Linked DNA regions of Homo sapiens: region 2 is linked to region 1. A link is an interaction called in ENCODE POLR2A ChIA-PET data of the cell type or tissue named here. Cell type or tissue: HepG2. All regions are shown on one strand. Each heading gives the region's core, and the rest is flanking DNA. Links, peaks and the distances in the headings are about the cores only.

Region 1 (9,000 bases), core at 1-5,000:
GCATGGTGGCATGTGTCTATGATCCCAGCTACTTGGGAGGCTGAGACCTGAAGCCAGGAGATGAAGGTGTCACAGTGAGCTATGACTGCGCTACTGCACTCCAGCATGGGCGACAGTGAGACCCTGTCTTAAAAAAAAAAAAAAAGAAAAGAAAAGAAAGAAAAAGTTTCCCATTGCCAATTTGTAGTCCTTCCTGGACCCCAGCATCCCCAGGCAACCACAGAGCTGCTTTCTGTCATTACCGACTCGCACGCATCTTCCGGGACTTCACACCGACACAATCCCCCATGCCTTGCTGGTGGCTGCCGGCTCCTCTCCCAGTCATGGTGCTGTGGTGCTGTGTGCACGGTTGTTCCGGCTCCTCTCCTGGTCATGGTGCTGTGGTGCTGTGTGCACGGTCGTTCCTGTTGGTGAGTCGCCTTCCATGGGACGGATGTGCCACAACCTGTTGCTCCCTTTGCCTGCGGGACGGAGCAACACTGTGCTGTCTCCAGTTTCCGCCTTTTACAAATAAAGCTGCTGTGAACACTCATGTGCAAGGCTCTGTGTGGAGGTGAGTTTCATTGTTTTCTTTTTCTTTCTTTTCTTTTCTTTTCTTTTCTTTCTTTTTTTTTTTTGAGACATGGTCTCGCTCTGTCGCCCAGGCTGGAGTACAGTGGCGTAATTTTGGCTCACTGCGGCCTCAACCTCCCTGGCTCAAGCGATCCTCTCACCTCGGCCTCCTGAGTAGCTGGGACTACAGGTGTGCACCACCATGCCTGGCTAATTCTTTTTTTTTTTTTTTTTAATTGAGACGGAGTTTCGCCCTTGCTGCCCAGGCTGGAGTGCAGTGGCATGATCTCGGTTCACTGCAACCTCCGCCTCCCAGATTCAAGCGATTCTCCTGTCTCTGCCTCCCAAGTAGCTGGGATTACAGGCATGCACCACCATGCCTGGCTAATTTTTGTATTTTTTGTAGAGATGGGGTTTCACCGTGTTGGCCAGGCTGGTCTTGAACTCCTGACCTCAGGTGATTCACCTGCCTTGGCTTCCCAAAGTGCTGAGGTTACAGCCGTGAGCCACCACACCCGGCATATATATATACATATATGTTTTTTTTTTTTAGACTCTCGCTCTGTCGCCCAGGTTGGAGTGCGGTGGCATGATCTCTGTTCACTGCAAGCTCCACCTCCCGGGTTCAGGCCATTCTCCTGCCTCAGCCTCCAGAGTAGCTGGGACTACAGGCACCCACCACCATGCCCAGCTAATTTTTTGTATTTTTAGTAGAGACGGGGTTTCACCGTGTTAGCCAGGATGGTCTCGATTTCCTGACCTCGTGATCCGCCCGTCTCGGCTTCCCAAAGTGCTGGGATTACAGGCATGAGCCACCGCGCCCGTCCAGTCTTTAAATATTTTGTAAAGACAGGGTCTCACTATGTTGCCTAGACTGGTCTTGGACCCCTGGGTTCAAGAGATCCGCCCGCCTCAGCCTCCCAAAGTGCTGGGATTACAGGCATGAGCCACTGCGCCGGTGGAGATTTCATTTCTTGGAGATAAAAGCCTCGGAGTGCCATGGTCAGATCCGTGGTAAGAGTATGTTCAACTTTTTTAAAAGTGCCAAATGTTTTCCAAAAGTAGTCGAACCACTTCTCATTCCTATCAGCGGTGGATGAGGGTCCCACTGGAGTGTGGGATTTGAACTCAGGCCCAGCCCACTCCAGAACCTGTGTCTGTCCCTGCCAAGCTTCAGGGATCCTCTCTGAAGGCCTTGGAGAAGGAACCAGCAGACAGCCGGCGGGGGCGGTGCTGGGATGCGGGCTCCGGCCTCTTTGCATCAGCCGAGGGTCCCTCCCTTGTAGCTGGGTCTGGCTTCCTCCTTGAACAGAGTGCTGCCTTCCCAGGGGCTCCTGGAGGGCAGGGGTGGGCACTCCGTGGGCACCAGGCCCACGAGGGGCTCCAGACCCTCCGCGGACCCTTGTCCCTGGCTGGGTTGAAGATGCCCGGAGTCTCCCAGGCCATGCCAAAGGCTTGTGGGGGTGGGGAAGGGTGCGAGGGTTTCACCAGGCACGCGCCAGGGAAAGGGCTTGTCCCTTGAGCTCCGACAGACAAGGAGGAGGAAGGAAGCCACCAGAACCCAGGCAGCGGCCGGGGGGAGAGCCAGAGAGTTTAGCAGCCAAAGCGGGGAGGGGCGACCCTCTCCTTCCAGACCCCAGGGAGGTGGGCAGAAAGCGGGAGGGGCGCGAGAAGGGAGCAGGGATTCTTCATTAAAACTGAACCCCCGGAGCCGGGCCCGCGGCGGCCGAGCAGCCGGGCTGCAGGCGGCCTCCCTCTCGCGGCGCACAGAGGCCCGCGCCGGCTCCAGCCGCCCGCGGCCGACCTCGCGCGTCCTCAAAGCCAGCCTGTCCCACTTCCCCCGCCGGTTGCTACAGCAACTGAGCTCTGAGTAATCAGCTGCACGGTGACCTTTCTTCCCCCGGAGAGCGGGAGGGAGGGAGCGGGAGGGCGGAGGGAGGAAGGGAGGGGAGGAGAGAGGGGGGAGGAGGAGGGAGGAGGAGAATGGAGGGGAAAGATGGAGAGGAGGAGGGAGGGAGGCTGGAGGGGGGAGATGCAGGCGGGGGAGGAGGGAGGAGGAGCAGGGGGAGGCTGAGCTGCTGGTCAAAGCTGTAAATCCCTGCAGCTGGGGTCTGAGGGCTTTGCGGGGAGGAGCTGGCAGTCAGAAGGCGGGAGAGAGGAGGGGGCGGCCGGCAGCACCGTGGTAGGGGGAGGGAGGGGTAGCCAGGGAACTGACCCGGACAGATTCCCTCCCAGGCACCCCTGGCGCCCACCCCTAGCCCCTCCCGGGATGCTCCCCCGAGTCCTCCCTCGTGGAGAGGTGAGGGGACTGTGAGAGAACGGCAGGTCCCCAGTGCTCTCTGGCTCACAGGACAGCCCTCCCGCCTCCGCAGCCGCCTTGATTCCACCATTCCCCAGATGGAAAAACTGAGGCTGGGAGGCTTGTTTACAGTGTCAGGGCCCCGAGCTTGGCCCCTGGGACAGCCCCTCACCCCACAACCGCCACTAGCTGGCAACCAGGTGGAGGAAAGTTCTGGTCCACGCCCAGCCTTCCCACCTCCCTGATCTCTGGCCTCAGTTTCCCTGGTTGTAAAGCAAGGATCCCCACGGCATGGTGTACGCTGCAGTGGCGGGGGAGTTAGGGGGCTCCATGGAGCTTCTCACACCCCAGTGTTGATTTAAGATTCTCTAAGCGCAGCAGAAGCGCGGTGAGGCGAATGTGAGAGGGCCGGGACTGGAGATGCTGGGGATGGGGTGGGCATACTTAGGAGAAGGGGCCCCACAGGTCCCGGAGCGGCCAGGTAGCTGGGGCACCACCCAGGCCCCCTCAGGCGCGGAAACCTTCCTGCTACCTGGTATCCTGCCTACCCCCCCCAGCTCGGCCGCCCTGGGGCCTCTCCGGCTCCAGCTCTTGGCTGGGCCTCGGTGCCAGCACAAGCCCTATCACCCGCCGGCCCTGGGGACCCGCCAGCCGCCTGTTTACGAGGCCAGCCAGCCCCCCGTCACAGCCGTGCCCACGGGGTGGGGGAGGGACGACAGATGGCGGAGGTGCCATTTTAACCAGAGTCTGCAGCCGTTGGGGAAGGAGAGGAAGTAGCCCAGGGCTGGAGGGAGCTGGGACCTTCTGTTGTTGCTGCCCCTGGGGCACCTCCATCCTACCCCCTCTGCACGGGCACCTCTCCCGAGCTCAGGTCTGAGTGGCACAGATCCAACAACCTCGTCACTGGGGCTGCCTAATCTTCCATGGACTCTGTGGGTGCCCCTTGGATCAGCGAAGCATCCGGGGTCCCCCGGGGGCAGGGGCTATAGGGGCAATCTCTTAAGGCTCCACTGTGAGGAGGGCCCCATGACTTCTCCAGCCCACAGCAAGGATCCCCCACCCCCACTACTGACTATGAAATGCAGGCTGCAGGGAGTCACAGCAGGAGGGACCGTGGGCAGACAGGGCTGCAAAGTTCGGCCTGCCTCGAGGCTCCAGCAGGGGAGCTCAGGACGGGTTGGGAGCAAAGTCTGGGAGAGGGAGAGGGGCTCCCCCCAGGCGTTCTGTGCTTTCATCCCAGCTCAGCACCCATGTCAGCCCCAGAACCTCCCCCAGGCTTCCACATTCAAAGCTCCAGCTGCAGAGGGTGCTGACCTCGCCCCTGTGGGGGTAGGGGGCGAAAGGGGGCTTAGGGGCAAGCCAGATGGTGATATGGAGACAAACTGCATAGCTCCTCGGTAACTCTCAGGCCCGTGTTTCACAGGTGAGGACACCAAGACCAGGGGCGTGAAGCCACTGGTCCAGGGTCACCCAGCTGTTGATGGGTGCGCCAGCCCCTGATGGTCCAGGATGAGGAGCACGTGACGCTCTCAGGCCACAGAACGACCGCACTGGAGGCAGCAGCCGTGGCTGTGAGCCTGCCTGTTCCCCAGGGTTCTTGACTCTCTGGAAGCTTCCCTTTGTGGGAAACCTTTGTGCACCCAGGCTTTTGGACAAGTGACACTTGTTTGTACAAGCAGGAGTGGTTTGGATCAAGGGATCGAGGTGATAGCAAGAGCCACTCTGCCTCCCTGAGCACCCGCAAAGCCCTGCTCTGGGCCTCACATGTGGTTTTTGTTTTGTTTTGTTTTGAAACAGGGTCGGGCTCTGTCACCCAGGCTGGAGTGCAGTGGCATGATCACGGCTCACTGCAGCCTCAACCTCGCAGGTTTACACAACCCTCCCACCTCAGCCTCCCGAGTAGCTGGGACTTTTGTTTTGTTTTGTTTTGTTTTTAATTTTTTGTAGAGATAGGGTCTTCCTATGTTGCCCAGGCTGGTCTCAAACTCTTGGGTTCAAGTGATCCTCCTGCTATGGCCTCCCAAAGTATTGGGATTATAGGCATGAGCCACCACGCCAGACCCACATGCGTTTTATCATAGGATGTCCTGGCTATCCTGGAAGGTGAATGCTGCTATTATATCCGTTTTCAGATAGAAAAAAATGAGGCTTAGGGAGATGTGGTGACTTGCCTCAGATCTCACAGAACCAAGCATGAGAACTAGGATCAGAATCCACTTTTCCTTGACCTTAGAGATGGTCTCAACCCGACTTGTATCAGCCAGATTTTTCCAGATTCAGGAGTGTGGATGTTTTCCATGTCGGATTTTGCTATGAATAGAATTCTGAGTCTCAAACAGTGTGCTCTTTGCTGTATGCCAGTGCTACCTCCACCTGCCTACTTATTTATCCGCCCATCCTCCCATCCATGTATCTGCCCCTCCACCCACTCATCTGCTGATCCATCTGCTGATCCATCCATCCACCCACCCTTCTATCCACCCGTCCGTTCACTTATCCACTCACCACCCAACTATCCAAGACCTCACTCACCAATCCATCTTCCCATCTACACATCCATCCACTCATCCATCATCCATCCATCCATCCATCTATCCATCCAACCATCCACCCATCTACTCATCCATTCATCCACCCCTCCGTCCACTCATCCATCCATCCACGCACCCATCTACTCATCCATCCATCCACCCATCCATATACCCACTCATCCATACATTCATCCACTCACCACCCACCCATATAGTCATCCACCCTCCACTCATCCATCCATCCATCCATCCGTCCATCCATATACCCTCCCACTCATCCATCCATCCATCTACTCATCCATTCATCCACCCATCCATCCACTCACCCATCCATCCATCCATCCACCCATCTACTCATCCATCCATCCATCCATTCATATACCTACCCATCCACACATTCATCCACTCACCACCCACCCATATAGTCATCCACCCTCCACTCACCCATCTATCCATCCATCCATCCATCCACTCATCCATCCACATATCCACCCATCCATTCACCTATCTATGCACCCATCCATCCAGACATGCATCCACTCACACCACCCACCCATCCATCATTCATCCACCATCCATCCATTCAACCATCTGTCTATGTACCCACCCATCCACACATTCATCTACTCACCACCCACCCATATCCCTCCACTCATCCATCCATCCGTCCATCCATCCATCCACCCATCTACTCATCCATCCATCCATCTACCCATCCATCCACCTATCTATGCACTCACCCTTCCACACACTCATCCACTCACCACCCACTCATACAGCCATCCACCCTCCATTCACCCACCCATCCATCATCCATCCATCCAGCCAACCATCACCCATTCACCCATTCTCAATCCACGCATGTTTCCATCCATCCACCTACCACTGCCCACCATCCATTCATTTTATTTTTATTCTGAGCCTTGCTCCTACACCTTTTGGTTCTGAAACATATGCTTCTGTGAGCTGACTGCTGATACTGTCCCTGTGGAAGTCACTGACTCCCACCCCTGGCTTAGCACACCAGTTCTGACAGGTCCCACCAAGGCTGCAACTCCCACGTAAGAGGGTCAAGCCCCCCTTCTTCCCGCCTCACCTCCACTTGGGTGGGAATTAGACTCTGGGTTCTTTTCTTTCCTTCCTTTCCGGAGTCACTCACTTCTCCACCTGGGTATTTCAGCCCCAAGATAGAGGCCTCAAAAATGTGGAAAAAGAACAAGCCACTAGCTCACTCTCAGAGCCTCACCACCCTGCAAAAGGACATCGATTATCAGGGCACAGGGGAGCATGCCATGGGCACCTGAGCCAGTCCTGGGACCAGGCACTAGCAGGACAAGCTGGTCTGGAACTGGGCAGCCTCCACATCTGCTTCCAACCTGCTGTGTGGCCCTTGACAACAGAATAAGAATAATCGCTCCTGTCCTTCTGAGGGTTGGAAGGGAAAACATGGAGGCTTTAAACAGTGAGAGCGCTTCAGCCCTTCAGTGACAGGGCATAGAAAGCCCTGGGGGAGGAGAAGGAAGGGCAGGGGAGGAGAGGGAAGGGAGGGGGGAAGAGGAAGGGACTGACTTCCTTGAGTACTTACTATGTGTCTGCAAGGTAGCAGGTGTTCCCATCTCTTCATCTCACTGGATTCCCCAACAACTCTATGCAGCTGGCATTCTATCCCCTAGCACACACGCTTCACCGATGGGGAAGCTGAGGCTCAGAGAGGGCCGGCAACTTCTCCAAGGTCACACAGCTCCCACAGGCTAGATCTGGGACACCAGCCCCGGCCCCTCGGTCTGACTCCAGAGTTTGGCACCTTTGCCTGTGTCCCCACCCTGAGCATCTCCCCCTGAAGGTGATGGCAGGGCAGAAAGTGCCATCAGCACTCGCCTCTAAGGCAGCTTTGGAGGTTCATGCAGCCATTCAGTTAACAAATATGCATCCACTCCCTCTCTGGGTTAGGCCTCTCCCCTCCTCCTTGGGGCTCCCTGGTGCGGGCTGCTGTAGGGACTGATCTCAGCTGGCAAAGCCCTGCTTCACCCAGGCTCAAAAAAGAGTCCTGCTGCCGTCCAGCCTGAAGGAGTGGGGGCCACAGGCTCCCAGAACCGAGGCTGGGGAGGCAGGAGGCAGAGCTGTCAGCTCAGAGCAGACTCCTCTCATCAGCATGGGGCCCCAGCCTCCCAGCTTAAAGATCGCCTCGGGCGCTCTCTTAAAGATGCTAACGTTGCAGCTGACATTTGGGAGATCCTGGCAGCCGATCAAACCCAAGCTGAAAATCGGAGCTGCCGGGTGGGTGGGGTGGGCACCAGGCAGCAGGGACCCGCGCTGGCTGGGCCAGCTGGGGCCGAAGGCAGCAGGGCTCGGGTGGCTGGTTGCTGGCTATGGCTGTGCCTTCAACCTGGCCCAAGCCATCTGGGTATCCTGTGCTTTGCTGGAAAGACATGGGAGGAGGAGGAGGAGGCAGAAGGTGAGAAAGGACGAAGGAAGAAAATGGATGTGTAGAGGAGACCTGAACTTCTTTCATCCCCAAACACCAGGTTCTCGCCAGTAATCAGACCAGTCGGCAAAAAGACACCCACGGGTGAAGAGTTGTGGGACACGGATAAGATGGAGGGAGGTTCCTGGTGCCAGTTACATCTCCGGCTGCAGTGCCCAGTGGGTCCCATCCAGTGTAGGGTGTGCCCTGAGGAAGCTGAGGGGTCTGAGGAGGAGTCAGGAGAGAAAGATTCCTACTCATTCTGCCAATCCATGGTGGGGGGATGGAGAGATAGGGCAAACCTCAGCCTGCCTGAGCCAACCTTGTCTCCTTTCCATTCATCCACCCTGCCACCCACTACCTCCACCACCCACCACTGCCACCTCTGCCACCCACCACCTCCACCCACCACTGCCATCCACCACCTCCACCTCCGCCACCCACCGCCTCCACCACCCACCACTGCCACACACCACCTCCTCCACCCACCTCCACCACCCACCACCTCCTCCACCCACCACCTCCACCCACCGTCTCCACCACCTCCACCTCCACCACCTCCACCTCCACCACCTCCACCACCCACCACCTCCACCACCCACCACCTCCACCACCTCCACCACCCACCACCCCCACCATCCACCACCTCCACCACCCACCACCTCCACCACCCACCACCCCCACCATCCACCACCTCCACCACCCACCACCTTCACCCACCACCTCCACCACCCACCACCACCTCCACCACCTCCACCCACCATCTCCACCACCCACCACCTCCACCACCCACCACCTCCACCACCCACCACCCACCACCTCCACCACCCACCACCTCCACCACCTCCACCACCTCCACCCACCACCTCCACCACCTCCACCACCCACCACCCACCACCCACCACCTCCACCACCTCCACCCACCACCTCCACCACCCACCACCCACCACCTCCACCACCTCCACCACCTCCACCCACCACCTCCACCACCTCCACCCACCACCTCCACCTCCACCACCAACCACCTGCCCTTTCCTCTGTCCAGTCCACTCCTCCCCTGCCCTTCCACCTGCCCAACTTGCCTGTCTGCCCTTCCATCCATCAACTGCCTGTCTGTCTAGATCTCCAGTCATCCCCCTATCCATCCATCCATT
Region 2 (10,631 bases), core at 2,227-7,226, 140 kb before region 1:
TCTTTTAGGAGAGAACAGAGCCGGCTTTAGAGCAAGACTGGAGACCGCTCCCTCTGCTCTCCTGTTCCCAGTCAGGACTCTCCTGGGGTTTGCAGTCCTGGGGTGTCCCTGAGCACGTCCGTCCGGCAGGATTCCTGGTTGCCAGCCTTGACTCCCCCTGCTTGTCCCTCCCCCCGGCACCCCAGCACTGAAGTCCTGGGGACTCCTCTGAGCCCCAAGGCCCCGGCCCCTCTGCCTCCTCCCTCCTCTCTCCTTCTTCCCCCTCTGTGCTTCCCCTCACACTCTGCAGTAGGCCTCTGGCTTCTCCTTTAGCTCCTGAGCCAAACTCCTTCACACCCCAGGGCCTTTGCACATGCCCTCCTCTCTACCCAGAATGCTCTCCTACCAGCTTCACGGGTTCCCACTTAACATCAGATCTCAGATGTCACCTCCTCAGGGAAGCTCTTCCAAATGAAACCAGCTCCCCACAGTTCTCCTTGTGTGGCACTTACCACAATCAGGACGGAACAGTGGTGGCATTGCTGGCACACATGGACCATACTCAGTAGCCCCTGAGCTCCAAGAATGCAGAGACTGGACAGGTCCCTAACACAGAGCCTGCCACAGAGAAGGCCCTGAATGAACGCTGCGCAAAGGGATGGGGATCCTATCTGTGAACATCTCCCTGCCACATACCGTGCCTCAGTTTCCCTGCCTATACGGCAAGGGGGAGGGTCCCGTGCCTGCACTTGCAATGCAGTGTTTCTCAGATGTTCCCTCTGGGCTTCTGGCAGGGATCACATTCATTTCACGGTATTTGACTTCTTTGATTATCTGATTTTTCCAGGGAGGAATTTTAAATCTCTGGGCTGGGGCGGCATCTGCTAGATACCTGGGCACTTGTCCCAGCCCACCAGCCTGGGTACATTCAGCATCATGCTGGAAGCCCGTTAAAACTGCCCCCTCTTGGCAGATTAGGCCCCACGCAGAGACACCCTTCCAGGGCTCTGGAACCATGCAGTGTTTGGTGCGAGTGGGTAAGCAGTACAGCTCTCTTTGGGCAAAGCTCTAAATCAAGTGCAGGGGCATAGGAGCCAGGCAGACTGGGTTCCAATTCTGACTCAGTCACTTCTGGTGAGACTGGGGCCCACCATTTACTTTTTATTTGAGATGGAGTCTCGTTCTGTCGCCAGGCTGGAGTGCAGTGGTGTGATCTCAGCTCACTGCAACTGCCACCTCCCTGGTTCAAGTGATTCTCCTGCCTCAGCCTCAAGAGTAGCTGGGATTACAGGGGCGTGCCACCACGCCCAGCTAATTTTTTTGTTTGTTTGTTTTGAGATGGAGTCTCGCTCTGTCGCCCAGGCTGGAGTGCAGTGGTGCGATCTCGGCTCACAGCAACCTCCACCTCCCCGGTTCAAGTGATTCTCTTGCCTCAGCTTCCAGAGTAGCTGGGATTACAGGTGCCTGCCACCACGAGTGGCTGATTTTTGTATTTTCATTAGAGACAGGGTTTCATCATGTTGGCCAGGATGGTCTTGAACTCCTGACCTCAGGTGATTCACCTGCTTTGGCCTCCCAAAGTGCTGGGATTACAGGCGTAAGCCACTGCACCTGGCCTAATTTTTGTATTCTTAGTAGCAATGGGGTTTCACCATGTTGCCCAGGCTGGTCTCGAACCGCTGACATCAGGTGATCCACCCGCCTCGGCCTCCCAAAGTGCTGGGATTACAGGCATGAGCCACTGTGCCTGGCCTCACCATTCACTTCTCTGTGTCTCAGTCCCAGGCCTGCGCAATGGTCGTATCACTGTCAGAGGTGTCTGAACCAGGGCAATTCCATCTTGAATGGGGCTGGGTAAAATGAGGCAAGACCTACTGGGCTGCTGCATTCTCAGACGGTTAAGGCATTCTAAGTCACAGGATGAGATAGGAGGTCGGCACAAAATACAGGCTATAAAGACATTGCTGATAAAACAGGTTGCAGTTAAGAAGCTGGCCAAACCCCCCAAAACCAAGATGGCAACCAGAGTGACCTCTGGTTGTCCTCATTGCTAGACTCCCACCAGCGCCATGACAATTTACAAATGCCATGGCAATGACAGGAAGTTACCCTATATGGTCTAAAAAGGGGAGACATGAATAATCCACCCCTTGTTTAGCATATCATCAAGAAATAACCATAAAAATGGGCAACCAGCAGCCCTCAGCGCTGCTCTATGGTGTAGTCATTCTTTTGAGACAGAGTCTTGCTCTGTCGCCCAGGCTGGAGTGCAGTGGTGCGATCTCAGCTCACTGCAACCTCCGCCTCCTGGGTTCAAGCCATTCTCTTGCCTCAGCCTCCTGAGTAGCTGGGATTACAGGCACATGCAACCATGCCTGGCTAATTTTTGTATTTTTAGTAGAGATGGGATTTCTCCATGTTGGCCAGGCTGATCTCAAACTCCCGACCTCAGGTGATCTGCCCACCTCAGCGTCCCAAAGTGCTGGGATTACAGGGGTGAGCCGCCGTGCCTGGCCTATTCCTTTACTTTTTTTTTTTTTCTTCTTCTTCTTTAAGACGGAGTCTCGCTCTGTTGCTAGGCTGGAGTGCTGTGGTGTGATCTTGGCTCACCGCAACCTCCGCCTCCCAGGTTTAAGCTGTTCTCCAGCCTCAGCCTCCCGAGTAGCTGGGACTACAGGCGCGCACCACTACGCCCAGCTAATTTTTGTATTTTTTAGTAGAGATGGGGTTTCACCATGTTGGCCAGAATGATCTCGATCTCTTGACCCCGTGATCCGCACACCTCGGCCTCCTAAAGTGCTGGGATTATAGGCATGAGCCACCATGCCCGGCCTATTCCTTTACTTTCTTAATAAACTTGCTTTTACTTTATGGACTCACCCTGAATTCTTTCTTGCGAGAGATCCAAGAACCCTCTCTTGGGGTCTGGATCTGGACCCCTTTCCTACACCACCACCTCCCAGCTGGGGTTCTTGTGTTGATCAAGATGCTTCCCAGCCTGGGCCTGACACACAGTAAGTGCCCTGCCCCTCTCACCCCAGAGGCAGTGGCTAAACCTCAAGTCTCTGGGGCCCCAAAAATCTGCGTCAATACCCAGCTCTGCCCCTTGTCTGGCTTCGCAACCTCTCGGTGTCCGTTTCTGGGTCTGTAAAGCGGGGGTGATACTACTCCTGCGCCTGCACCCCACGTTATGTCAGTGTCTGCTTTCCAAATTCCCAGCCTGGACTCACCTCCCCTATGACTGTTTTGCAATCAGTGGGGACCACGGGCAGGGAGGAAGGTGGAGGAAAGCCCAAGTAACTTTGTGTCAAGTCCCAGTTTTCCTGCCAGCTGAGACCTGGGGCAAGCGACACCCCCTCTGCCTCAGGCTGTTCACCTAAAAAAAGGATGTTCTTAATCTACACACAGGGCTCTGTGGGGCTTGGATGGGGCACGCGGACGGCTACAGAATGTCAGGCAGCCACTTCCTTATGGTTACACCAGAAAGGGAGAGCCATTTCCCTCCACCCTTACTTTAGGGACCGGGAAACAGGACGGCAAGAAGGAATGCGCTACACCTCAACCCGGAGGGAGGGCATTCAGCCGCCACCCCCTCAGCCTTCCAGGAAGCTGAGGCCCAGAGAGGGCCAGGCTGGACCACGGGTTACACTGCGGGCAGGGCTTGGCTGATGCAGGAAGCGGTTCCTCTCCGGTGGGATGGGTGGGGTCGGGCAGGTACCCCAAGGAGAGCCCGGGCTCCCAGCTTAGCTTCCTGTTCCTATCTCAGCTGTCCAAGGGCCACTGAATGTTCCCGAATGCCCCTCCCCAGAGGAGTCCTGGGCAGGGAGTAGGGCATTCAGGAAAGCTGAGGCCCAGCGACAGGTAGGCGCTGGCCTGAGGTCCCACAGCGCAGGCGGGTCCGAAGCCCCCAGTCTGGGTTCAGGCCTCCCCCGCCCTGCGGCGCGGCCTCGTGGCGTCCCCAGCCCTCCGTTCCCGGTCGCTGCCCTGCAGGGACTTGCCCAGCGGGGACGCGCCGGGCCTCCCCGAGGTCTGCGCCCGGCTGCAGCCGCGGGATGAAAGGGGAATCCACCGAAACCCGCCTCCCTCCCAGCTCGCCCGCCCCACCCGCAACCGGATCTGGCTGGGGGCGGCGGGCTTTGAAGTCCGCGCCAGCGGCCCCAGCGCTCGGACGGCTCCGGAGACTCCGGGAGGCCGACTTGAAAGGGCAAGCCGCGGGCCGGTCCAGCCTTCCCGGGACAGGGCCGGGGAGAGCGGGGAGGAGGAGGGGAGGGGCGGGAGGGGGAGAAAGGGGAGAGTGAAGGGGAGGGGGCGGAGGGAGGGACAAAGGGTCCCGCCTGACGCCCTCCCCAGGGCCCAAGGGCGGCCCAGCCCCGCGCTAGGAGCGAGGAATGAGTTATCCCGGCATTCAAGGCCCTGCCGTGGGTGCCCTGCGCGCCACCCGTTTCTTCCTCCCTCCTGGCCCCTTGGCCAGACAGAACTGCTTCTCAGCTACTGCCTCACTCCGGCCTTAGCACACGCTGTTCCTTCTGCCAGGAGCGCCTTTCCCATCTTCCCCTCCCAGGCTCCAGCCTCAGCTCCTCCCTGCGGGGGATGGGAGGGAAGGGCGTCCTCTCTTCCTGTGGGGCCTCCCATAAACCTCCTGCCCTACCCTCTTCCCGGGTGCCCTCCTCCCCGGCCCCCTGCCTCAGCGTCCCCCAAGGCTGCTCAGACTCTGGTAATCCCTGGCCCAGAACCCCAGCTGTGGACACCTGGAGGGCATCCTCGCATCCCCCAGTCTGGACAGCTGTGGGTGGGCGCAGGAGACAGGGAGAGGGGGTCCTTCGATAATAGCGATCACAATACTAATAAGCCTTGGGGACTGGTCAGTGTGTGGGCGGGTGCTGAGAGAATTCCAGGGTCCTAGAGCCCATCGGCCCCGCGCACTGGAGCCTTATAGCTTCCAATGCACCCATGCAGGCGCACCATAGCCTCTTTCTCCTCCCTGCCCATCAGATTGCAAAGCTGGGTGACCCCTCTCCCGACCTCCAGCCGGGACCTCCTCCTCACTGCAGAGGGCCCCCAGCTGCCGCCTCGGCCCTTGGGTTCAACCACTGGCAGCCCCTAGAAAGCTCCAGCCCCACCCCCAGGGTTCTCTGTCCTCAGAGTCCCAGGAGGCTTTGCAGCTGTCTCCTGGAACCCTCTCCTCTGCCCACCTAGTGGGCTGATTGCCTGGTTTCTCCCAGCTCCCCAGGGCTGCTGGCTGAGGACAGAGTTTTTGTTCCAAGTTGCAGATGAGGACACTGAGGCCCACAGAGAAGTTGAGGTCTCGAAGCTGGTGGGATTGAGGTGGCCATGCTGGCCCCTGAGGAGCCAAGAGAGAGGGGCCCCCAACAGGCTGTGTCTAATAGGACAAGAGTGCCGCCATCTTCACAAGTCTCCACCATCTTAAAAGTATCAAGTTTCCATGTCTCAAAACTGTCCGCAAATGTCAACCCTGCCCATAGCTTCAACAGAGCATAAGGCTGTAACTGCAGCAGAACCTCACAAAGTCCCCAACAGTCACAACCAGCCAGCACTTCCCCAACTCCTCCACATAGAATCTTTCCTCAAAGCACACTTCCGGGCTGGGCGCGGTGGCTCATGCCTGTAATCTCAGCACTTTGGGAGGCTGTGGTGGGCAGATAACCTGAGGTCAGGAGTTCAAGACCAGCCTGGCCAACATGGTGAAACCAGGTCTCTACTAAAAATACAAAAAAATTAGCTGGGTGTGGTGGCAGGCGCCTGTAATCCCAGCTACTCAGGAGGCTGAGGCAGGAGAATTGCTTGAACCTGGGAGGCGGAGGTTGCAGTGAGCTGAGATCCCACCATTGCACTCCAGCCTGGGCAACAGGAGTGAAACTCTGTCTCAAAAAAAAAAAAAAAAAAGCACACTTCCCCAACCAGGCCCTTTAAAAAGCCTCAGGCTATATGAGAAGCTTGCTCCTGAGCCTGCTGGCCAGAAGCCCTTCTCAGGTTTACTCTTAATAAATCCATCTCCACTGTAGAACTGCCTTCTTGCCTCTTCTTTCCTTCATCTTTCTATTCCAATACTTGCTGCCAAACCCCGGGATGAGTCTTGGGGCTGAGAACTCTTGCAACCCAGGAAGCAGTGGGCCCCGACAGCTCATCCCTGGCTAATTCCTGGATCCTGAGGGTTCTCTGGCTTCCCGCCTAGTCCCTCAACTCTTCCTCTTTTTTAAAAGTGATTTGCATGAGGTAATTGAGTGACAGGAGAGGACTTCGAGGCTGTGGCCAGGGCTACCCCTGGATGGGTTCTCAAAACTCCCGGACCCAGAATTTTGCCTCCAACCGCTGGATCTGGGCAATTTACTTTCTGTTTCTCCCCAACGGCTCCAGTTTGAGAGGTCCTTTGCTGGTTCCTTCTAAAACATCCAACACCAGACACTAATTAGTAAGGTTTGCCCCCACCTGTCTCTCCTGTGCTACCCAGGAGACTCAGGTCCGCAGTCCCGGTCTCCTGGGGACCATTAGGACCATCAGAGACCTTGGGAGGGTGACGTTCAGGGATGCCTGACCTTTCCCCTCAGTCTACCTCCTCTTGAGAGGATCTCCCGTCTCTGCCCTTTTTCTGGGGATGCCTAGTCTAACGGCAGACACCCCTGGCCTTTCCTTGCCAAATCTCAATGGGCTCCAATCAATCTCAAATTACTCCTTCCTCCCCTCTAGGTTTCCTGATTTGTAACCTTTCTAAACTCGGTATAAAGGGGGACATTAAAGTAAAGTGCCTTATATTCTTTTGCAATACTGCCTGGCCTCAGGCCAAGGGCAACCGTTGGCCTGAAAACGGCACATTCGACCACCAAATTTTAAGGGATTTAGATAACTTCATTTATCGAAATGGCAAATGGCAAGAAGTTCCTTCATTTACCTTTGCTCACGTCCTTCCCTCTGCCAAGATTGTTCCCCACACCTCTAATTTGCTCCTTAATCTCTGTTGTTGGCATAAAGGGCATTCAGAAAACTCCCCTCCAAACACTCCCCTTATATTGTTCCTTTCGGGACGTCACCCTCATACATTGCTTCCTGTTAATCCCACATTGCCCCATGCCTCTTCTAAGTAGAGACCTGCTGCACAAATTGCGTGGCTTCCTCCACCTTTGGGCTCTTGGCCAAAGCCATCCCTACTTATTTTTATGCCAGGAACCCAAATTCTCCCTACCTGAAGTTAAGGAGCCAACACCTGACCTTAGCATTATAACTCAAACAAATCCTATTGTTTGGTCAACACAAATTCTGCAGTCGTGGCGGCCCACCACTCCCCATTAAAATTTCATTAAAGGATCCTTCTCATTAGATCACAGTCCAACAGTATTCTGTCAGCCCTGAGAGGCTTCGGGGACTCAAGCCCATCATCTCCCAACTGTTAGCTGCCAACATCCTCATTCCAACCCATTCCCCTCATAACACCCCTATTGTCCCTGTCCGGAAGCTGGATGGGTCCTACCGGCTTGTCCAGGACCTTCGTCAAATCAATTCTGCTGTCATCCCTACACACCCAGTCGTTCCTAATCCCTATACACTCCTCTCCAGAATCCCCCCTCATACCAGTCATTTTTCAGTACTAGACCTCAAAGTGCCTTTTTCAGGCCAGGCACAGTGGCTCTCGCCTGTAATCCCAGCACTTTGGGAGGCTGAGGCGGACGGATCACGGGGTTGGGAGATCAAGACCACCCTGGCTAACACGGTGAAACCCCGTCTCTACTAAAAATGCAAAAAATTAGCCTGGCATGGCGGCGGGCGCTTGTAGTCCCAGCTACTCAGGAGGCTGAGGCAGGAGAACGGCATGAACCCGGGAGGCGGAGCTTGCAGTGAGCCGAGATTGCGCCACTGCACTCCAGCCTGGGCGACAGAGCGAGACTCTGTCTCAAAAAAAAAAAAAAAAGATGCCTTTTTCACTATACCTCTATACCCTTCTTCCCAAAACCTGTTTGCTTTTACCCAGATGGATCCAGATACCAACATTTCCCAACAGCTCACATGGACTGTCCTCCCCCAGGGTTTCAGACACAGCCCCCCAACTTTTTTGGACAAGCCCTTCAAGCAGACCTCTCTAAACTTTGCCTAACACCTCCCATCCTCCTTCGCTATGTAGATGATCTGCTGCTCTGTTCCCCTTCAGAGGAACTCTCTATTCAGCATACTGTTACCCTTTTAAACTCCCTCACCCAGTACAGCTACCAGCTGTCCAAAAAAAAAAAAAGGCCCAATTAGCCTCCTCCAAGGTTTCATACCTGGGCCTCATGATTACCCCTGCCACCTGGGAAATTCCCTCAACACACAAGCAGATGGTCCAGAGCATCCTATTCCCTCATACCAAAAGAGACTGTCTCTCTTTCTTGGGACTCATGGAGTACTTCCAGCTATGGATTGCCAATTTTGTAGTGATTGCCACGCCATTATATGAGGCCTCAAAGGGAAACCTCGCTGAGCTTATTGCCCCTACTCCTGAACTTCATCATGCTTTGTCCTGCTTAAAACAAGCTCTAACCTGGGCCCCTGCTTTGGGTCTCCTTAACCCCAGCCGACCTTTCCATTTATACTTACACAGCTCCCAAAACGGAGCTTTAGGCCTTTTGGCCCAGCCCACAGGGGACTCTCTTCAACCTGTTGCATACTTCTTCAAGCAGCTAGATCTTATCTATAAAAGTTGGCCTCACGGCTGGGCACGGTGGCTCATGCCTGTAATCCCCACACTTTGGGAGGCCGAGGCGGGCAGATCCCCTGAGGTCAGGAGTTCGAGACCAGCCTGACGAACATGGAGAAACCCCATCTCTACTGAAAATACAAAATTAGCCGGGCATGGTGGTACATGCCTGTAATCCCAGCTACTAGGGAGGCTGAGGCAGGAGAATCGCTTTAACCTGGGAGGCGGAGGTTGCAGTGAGCCGAGATCGCGCCATTGCACTCCAGCCTGGGCAACAAGAGCGAAACTCCGTCTCAAAAAAAAAAAAAAAAAAAAAGTTGGCCTCTTTGCCTAAACATTTTAGCCACAGCCTCTTTAATTATCCCAGAGGCACAAAATTTCATCTTCTATAAACCCCTGCAAGTTTATTCATCACATGACTTGCAAGATATGCTCAGCCACAGGGCACTTCAAACAGTATCCCCTTCCCGCATCCAGACCCTGCACTCAGCCATTCTCCAATCCTTTCTCTCCCTCCGTAAATGCTCCCCTCCTAACACCGCCACCCTTTTACCCTCAACACCCCTCTTAGAGTCACCCCTGCACTCCTGCACTGATATCACTGATGACTCCCTTATCACGTTCCATCATTTAACCAACGCACCTATAAAGGGAGCTCCAGGCTGGTTTCTAGACAGCAGTGTGTCCAGAGTTCCTCCTTTCTCAGCAGGGTATATTATCATGGAAGGATACCGTGATGACACCCCCGTCCTCCCTCCCTGAAGAGTCATAGAAGCCTCTTTCTTACCAGCAGGCACATCCTCCCAGCAGGTAGGCCCATAACCAGGGCCCTAACCCTAGCAGCAGGAAAACAGGTCAATATTTACACTGACTCCAAATATGCATAGAACATCATTCATTCCAATGCCCAAATTTGGAGTGAACGCGGTTTCCTCACCACAAAGTGAACCCCCATTGTTAATGGAAAGCTCATTCGCCATTTGTTACAGGCTGCCTTGCTCCCAAAAAGTGGCAATAATTCACTGCAGGGAACACCAATCAAATGAGGGTCATATTTCCTTAGGAAATCGCAAGGCTGACAAATGAGCCAGAATGACCTCAGCAAATCAAGAAATTCCCCAATATCTTTTTTTTTTTTTTTTGAGATGGAGTCTCGCTCTGTCCTCTGTCGCCCAGGCTGGAGTGCAGTGGGGCGATCTTGGCTCACTGCACCCTCTGCCTCCCGGGTTCAAGCGATTCTCCTGCCTCAGCCTTCCGAGTAGCTGGGACTACAGGCGTGTGCCACCACGTCTGGAAATTTTTTGTATTTTTAGCTAGATACATGGTTTCATGCCCCCTGAAAGCCTCCCTGCCACCAATAAAAGAGCCTCTACTGTGGCCGCCAAACTACTTTCTGTGTGTATGTGTATGTGTGTGTGTGTGTATATATATATATATACACACACACACACACATACACACACACACACACATATATATTTGAGACCAAGTTTCACTCTTGTTGCCCAGGTTGGAGTGCAATGGCGCGATCTCAGCTCACTGCAACCTCTGCCTCCCGGGTTCAAGCGATTCTCCTGCCTCAGCCTCCTGAGTAGCTGGGATTACAGGTGCCCACCATCACACCCAGATAATTTTTTGTATTTTTAGTCGAAAAAATACTTTAGTATTTTAGCCACCTGCCTTGGCCTCCCAAAGTGCTGGGATTACAGGCATGAGACACCAGGCCTGTCCTCCCCAAATCTTATAAAAGCCCTTCATATTACTTGGAAATTCCATATTCCTTACTGATCTCCATCTTCTGGGAAGGTAGAAAGGATGAATTGCATTCTAAAAAATACTCTCACAAAATTCTCCTTACAAACCCACAAAGACTGGACCACCTTATTGCCCCTCGCCCTTCTCAAAATTAGGGCTCTCCCTCGCAAACCCCTAATGATTAGTGCATTTAATTCATGTACAGGAGACCTCT

Evidence for each region. Peaks named below come from ENCODE experiments on the same cell type or tissue, not always from the same donor. Only the 100,000 strongest peaks of a DNase experiment are listed, where the experiment ranks them.
Region 2: POLR2A ChIA-PET joins it to region 1 with 21 read pairs; 12 of 35 experiments call an interaction of 5 or more read pairs at or near these places.

The regions. Positions count from the first base shown.
Region 1 is chr9:129,453,918-129,462,917 of GRCh38, reverse strand. No RefSeq gene overlaps it. Among named protein-coding and RNA genes, the nearest start is that of LINC00963, 30 kb to the left of the region's middle. RefSeq lists a silencer at 2,080-2,369 and enhancers at 2,009-2,632, 2,764-3,284, 3,285-3,806, 4,183-4,232. In HepG2, for the core only: a CTCF peak has its summit at 2,328 (motif pointing left); DNase peaks (open chromatin) are centred at 2,427, 4,035 and 4,477; H3K4me3 peaks cover 2,266 bases.
Region 2 is chr9:129,590,986-129,601,616 of GRCh38, reverse strand. No RefSeq gene overlaps it. Among named protein-coding and RNA genes, the nearest start is that of C9orf50, 25 kb to the left of the region's middle. RefSeq lists an enhancer at 848-1,347 and a silencer at 3,981-4,200. In HepG2, for the core only: no CTCF peak of the experiment used is centred there; DNase peaks (open chromatin) are centred at 4,116, 4,526 and 4,966; H3K4me3 peaks cover 1,114 bases.